2 separate regions of the Homo sapiens genome follow, and region 1 is linked to region 2. The links are chromatin loops, found by intact Hi-C in ENCODE. Cell type or tissue: heart left ventricle. All regions are shown on one strand. Each heading gives the region's core, and the rest is flanking DNA. Links, peaks and the distances in the headings are about the cores only.

Region 1 (2,906 bases), core at 275-2,774, 84 kb after region 2:
GAAGAGTTTAAGTGTGCAGGTGTGTGTGTTCAGGCATGTGTGTGCAGGCGTGCGTGTGCAAATGTGTGTGCAAGTGTGTGTGCAGGCATGCGTGTGCAAGTGTGTGTAGGCATGTGTGTGCAGGTGTGCGTGTGCAGATTGTGTGTGCAGGTGTGCGTTTGCAAGCGTGTGTGTGCAGGCATGTGTGTGCAGGTGTGCGTGTGCAGATTGTGTGTGCAGGTGTGCGTTTGCAAGCGTGTGTGCAGGCATGTGCGTGCAGGTGTACATGTGGAGGCATGTGTGGTCAGGCATGCATGTGCAGGTGTGTGCGTGTGCAGGTGTGCGTGTGCATGAACATGACTGTAAACTGGGTGCCCTTTCCCCTTCAAGCCTGTGGGTCTCAGTCCAGAGTCCACAGACAGCGTTAGAGCCTTGCCTGTGACTCAGAGGCAGGCCTTTCTCAAGCCGCCGTGCCGCCGGGTCGGGGGGAGGTCTGGGCCATGTGGCTACATCTGGGAGTCCAAGTTCAGGGCCAAGGATGGGCAACCAGCCCGTGCTCCCCGGTACACACCCATGTCCAACATCGCTCTCAGATGGCCCACCTTTCAGAGGAAGGAGGACCGGAGTTTGCAGGTCTTGGGAGAGTCCATGAAACACTGATACATACATTTATGTTCTTCCAAATCTGTAACAAAGCACACGAAAGAGAGAGCCTGCATTTCACGCATCTTAAACCACAGCCATGGAGCCCGTGCAGCTCATTCCCATTTATCATCCTTCCTGTGCACTAGAAACGTTCTGCGTCTCCACCAAACCCCCCATCCCCACCCCGCCCCCCAACCTGGCTTCAACCAGACGCTCGTAAATCTGTTTCTCTTGTTCCACACGAGCTGCCTGGGAAAAGGCCCCATTTGCTGCGTCTGCTCCTCCTTCCAAATGCTCGACGCCTTTGAGATTTTATGATTTCGGGTTATTGACTTGGCCTCCTGGGTCCCCCGTGGTAGGCGGCTGTTTGGGAGAGCGGCTGGAGGCTTTGGGTGACCTCAGGTTCACCCCTTGCCTAAACAGCGTTGGGGAGATGGTGCAAAAGACCTGCTGCTGCTGGCGGGTCCCGGGGCCTCATGTGGGAGCTCCTTATGGGGGCACAAACCCTGACCTGGGGCTAGCCTTCTGTGTCCCAACTCAGGCCCTGCACCCCACCCATTCTGAGCTTCTGGGCTCATTTCTCCCCAACTTCCTGAATCTGTGTTGCCAAAACCTCAGCTTCTGCTTCCCTTCCCAGCCTTAGCTCCTCCTCCCACTAAGAGCTCCCAAGGGAAACAGCCATGCGGTTGATGCAGGGCAAGGTGTGCAAAGGTCGTTCACTCCACAGCCAGGCCCCAGCCTCATCTGCGTCATGCTGCATGCTGCCACCAAGTGGCGGGGCTGGTTATTAGCTGGTATGGCCTGGAAGGGTGGTGCAGGTGGTTAAATATGTTGATTGACATTCAGAATGAAGGAACACCTGCCTTTGCCTGGAGGAAGCCCAGTCAAGAGGCAGAAGCAGGCAGGCAATACTAGAGCATTCTAAGTCCAGTGTTCAGGGTCACCGTGGCGCACACCTGTAATCCCAGCTCCTTGGGAGGCCGAGACGGGTGGATTGCCTGAGCTCAGGAGTTTGAGACCAGCCTGGGCAACATGGTGAGACCCCGTTTCTACTAAAAATACAAAAAATTAGCTGGGCATGGTAGTGCTTGTAGTCCCAGCTACGCGGGAGGCTGAGGCAGGAGAATCGCTTGAACCCAGGAGGCGGAGGTTGCGGTGAGCCAGGATCATGCCACTGCACTCAAGCCTGGGCGACAGAGCAAGACTTTGCCTTCAAATTAAATAAATGAATAAATAAATAAATCCAGTGTTCAGTAGTGTTCAGCAGGACTTGGGGCTTGGAGGAACCATCAGCCCTATCCAAGGCTCTTGGGGTGGGAAGAGGGGACAGCTTCTAAGTTAACCCCTGAAGGACCTATAACAAACCCCAAAGGTTGTATAGCAGGCGTGTGGCTCACTTGTAGAAATCCCAGGACTTTGGGAGGCCGAGGCAGGCGGATCACCTGAGGTCGGGAGTTCAAGACCAGCCTGGCCAACATGGTAAAACCTCGTCTCTACTAAAAATACAAAAATTAGCCAGGTGTGGTAGTGACTGCCTATAATCCCAGCTACTCAGAAGGCTGAGACAGGAGGATCGCTTGAACCCAGTACACGGAGGTTGCAGTGAGCCAAGATACCGCGCCACTGCACTCAAGCCTGGGCAACAGAGTGAGACACTGTTTCCAAAAAAAAAAAAAGGTTGTAGTGACAGAAAAGATGGATGATGAGTGGTACTTCCAGACAGAACCAGCAGCATAAGGAAAGCCCTCAGGCGAAAGAGACGTTTGATATGTTTGGCAAATGGGTTTTAGTGTCCACAGAACAGGGAGATGAAAGCTGGAGACATGGACTTTGGCCAGTTGTCATCTACAAAGCTGGGCCAGAGGGGCTGAGGTTTGCCTGGGGACAACAGTGTAAGCAGGGGATGACAGGATTAGATTTGAGTTGTAGGCTGGGCGCGGTGGCTCAGCCTGTAATCCCAGCACTTTGGGAGGCCGAAGCAGGTGAATCACTTGAGGTCAGGAGTTCGAGACCAGCCTGTCCAACATGGTGAAAGCCTGTCTCTACTAAAAATACAAAAATTAGCTGGGCATGCTGGTTCATGCCCGTAATCCCAGCTACTTGGGAGGCTGAGGCATGATAATTGCTTGAACCCAGGAGGTAGAGGTTTCAGTGAGCCGAGATCACCCACTGCACTCCAGCTTGGGCAATAGAGCAAGACCCTGTCTCAAAAAAAAAAAAAAAATGGAGTCATAGCAAACCATTCTTCAATGAGGAAAGCCGACTGGGGAAGAAGCTTTCCC
Region 2 (2,906 bases), core at 146-2,645:
TGGCCCTGGCCCAGCCTGGCTAGCCTCCCATCCCATGTTTTGTTCACAGAGTTTGGAATGTCCTGGGACACAGAGCTCGGCTCCCTGGGGGGGACACTTGTGCCATTGCCTTGATCTCATCGCTGGACAGGTTTCTCCTTCATTCCAGCCCAGGACTCGGCAGGCTCCCAGCTGCAGCTGCTGCCAGGCCCAGTCCGTCTGTGTCTGTCCCAGCGCTGGCAGCCAGGAGTGTGCAGCTGGGAGTGGAGGGCTTCCCAGGGGAGGCTCCCCCAGCCCGTCTGCGTGGGCCCTGGGCACGCCTCCCAACTGGATCTCCCCAAGCCACTGCCAGCTGACCCTCTTCACAGACTCCTTGGTCTGTGACCTCAGACTCTGGGGCCCCAAGGGTAGTTTGGAATGATGTTCTCAGGACCCGGGGACTTGGGAAGGGCCAGAGCGTGCCAGCTGCCCTGGTTTCTGTTCCCCTTAGCAGGCCAAGCTATGCCCTAGAATGGGGCTCTGCCAAGTGTGTTGGGGAACAGGTGTTGTATATATTCTGCATGCACATGTGTGTAGAATTTCCCTGAACTCCCAGTGTTAAATATCCCTAGATTTGGGAGTGACATATAAGGTTGATTAATGGCAGGGTGAGGTTGGGGTGGAGGGCTAAGGAGGCTAGGGTCCTTGTTCAGGAAGGAGCCCATCCTTACCTGGAATGTATATTCCTGCTGCACCTGGCTCACTCTATCATGTGCCAGTCTGGGATGGCTGGGTACTCTACACCTTGACTTGGTCCTGTATGTCCAGCCACCGGCTGGAGAGAGGGGAAGCAGGGCTGGTCTTGTCGTCAGAAACATGGAAAGGTCTGAGCATGTGTGTTCATATGCATGAATATGCATTATTCTTGAGATCTCAGCTCTGGAAGGAGATCGATCCTTACCTGGCCACGGTATGCGCCTGGTGTGCCTAGCTCCCACCGTCTGCTGCTTTGAGATGGCTCAATAATGGTGCCTCACCTGGGCCCACCTGGCTGGGATATAGAGCCAGGGCACCACGATAAAACCAAGAGGAATAGTGCCTGGGGGAGATAGAGCCGAGGATGGTCCGCCGTGGTGTGTCCTTAGCATGGGCAATTCCTGCCCTGATGTAGGTCAGTATCCGCCTCAGGCTCGGGCAAACTCTTGTCTTTCCACATCATTAATGAGGAGACTAAATAAATCAGTCCCTCTGGAGGGCCCCCCAGCCCCTCAGGCAGCCTGGCTGAAGCTATTAATATTCCCCGTGTTTATGACCCCTTGGCCCTGCTGCCAGACTCCTCTCTAGCCATTGAAATTAATTTTGTGAATCAGAAAGAGGGGGAGTACAGCCTGTTGGAATCCAGGACGATGACATTTCCACCTCCCCCCTGTGGTGAGTCCCACTCACTAATTCTATAAAGCAGTCACCGGGCCAGCCCAGCCTAGGGCCGCCCGCCTGGCTGGGGCTGCCTCATGCCTCTGCTATGCTCTCCCCACAACCCCCAGGGAGGGGGGCTGGCCCCAGCCCCGATGATTCAGGCCCCCTGACACCTTGCACTGATGTCAGTGGGAATGGAGACCTCAGGCCCCAGGACCTCCTGGCCTGTTGCCTGCGCCCGCGCCCTGCACGGGGGTTGGCCCCGGCTCGTGCCTCTCGTGACCTTCCCATGGATGGGGCCTGGCTGGGAAACGAGGCCAGGCCAGACGGCCTCTCCCTCATGCTGTCCCCTTTCTGAGAGCTGCCCAAACTGGCGCCGGGCCGTCCCTTGGCCTCCTTGGGTTTCGAGGACTCATTCTAAAATTAATTTGGGGGAATTCAGGGAATTTGTGAGCAAGTTCCCAGAGAACTGTGGCTGCCCTGGGGGCAAGTGTCTCTCCTTCCTCCCACCCTCCCCCACTTTAACTTCCCCAATTTCCTATATGAGCAGATCCTCTTTGGGTAAACTCATTCCACAAAGGGCAGGGCAGGATGCCTGCATGCTGTACATTGGGGTAGGCTCTTTCCCCCTCCACCCCCACTATGAAGAAGTTTCCAAGAAGAGCTTTTCATTTAACATAGTCTCAAGTCATTTAAGATAAGATTTGCAAATATTTTCTCTCATTCTGTGGGTTGTCTTTTTCATTTTCTTCATAGTGTCCTTTGAAGCACAAAAGTTTTCAATTTTGATGAAATCCAATTTGTCTATTTTTTCTTTGGTTGCTTGTACTTTTGGCATCATATCGAAGACACCATTGCCAGGTCTAAGGTCACGAAGATTTACCACGATGTTGCCTTTTAAGAGTTTTCTTGTTTTAGCTCTTACATTTAGATCTTCACTCCATTTTGAGTTAATTTTTATATATGGTGTGAGGTAGGGGTCAAACTTCATTCTTTTGCATGTGGATATCCAGTTGTCTCACCACCATCTGTTAAACAGACTATTCTTTCCCCACTAAATGGTCTTGACACTGCTGTCAAAAATCAATTTACCACAATTGTAATGGTTTATTTCTCAATTCGATTCTATTGATCTATATGTCTATGTTTATGCCAGTAACACATTGTCTTAATTACTGTAGCTTTGTAGTAAGTTTTGAAATTAGGAAGTGTAGGTCCTCCAAATGTTCTTTTTCAAGATTGTTTTGGCTATTTGATGTTCCTTGAAATTCCATCTGATTTTTAGAATGGATTTTTTCCATTTTTGCAAATACACCACTGGGATTTTGATAGGCATTGCATTGAATCTGTTTTTGGTAGTATTGTCATCAGCTTTGGGTAGAATTGTCATCTTAACAATAACAAGCCTCTAATCCACAAACATGGGATGTCTTTCCATTTATTTAGATCTTTAATTTTTTAATGATATTTTGTAGCTTTCGGTGTACAAGTATTATGCTTCTTTTAAAACATTTTTTCCTAAGTATTTTATT

The links. Hi-C counts contacts between places; a loop is a spot of excess contacts. Peaks named below come from ENCODE experiments on the same cell type or tissue, not always from the same donor. Only the 100,000 strongest peaks of a DNase experiment are listed, where the experiment ranks them.
Region 1: a loop joins it to region 2, with 2.7 times the contacts of the local background. A loop is called at or near these places in 11 of 110 quality-filtered maps.

Annotation. Positions count from the first base shown.
Region 1 is chr7:73,977,922-73,980,827 of GRCh38, forward strand. No RefSeq gene overlaps it. Among named protein-coding and RNA genes, the nearest start is that of ELN, 49 kb to the right of the region's middle. RefSeq lists an enhancer at 1,198-1,492. In heart left ventricle, for the core only: a CTCF peak has its summit at 1,395 (motif pointing left); a DNase peak (open chromatin) is centred at 1,364.
Region 2 is chr7:73,893,593-73,896,498 of GRCh38, forward strand. No RefSeq gene overlaps it. Among named protein-coding and RNA genes, the nearest start is that of TMEM270, 34 kb to the left of the region's middle. In heart left ventricle, for the core only: no CTCF peak of the experiment used is centred there; a DNase peak (open chromatin) is centred at 1,589; H3K27ac peaks cover 2,201 bases.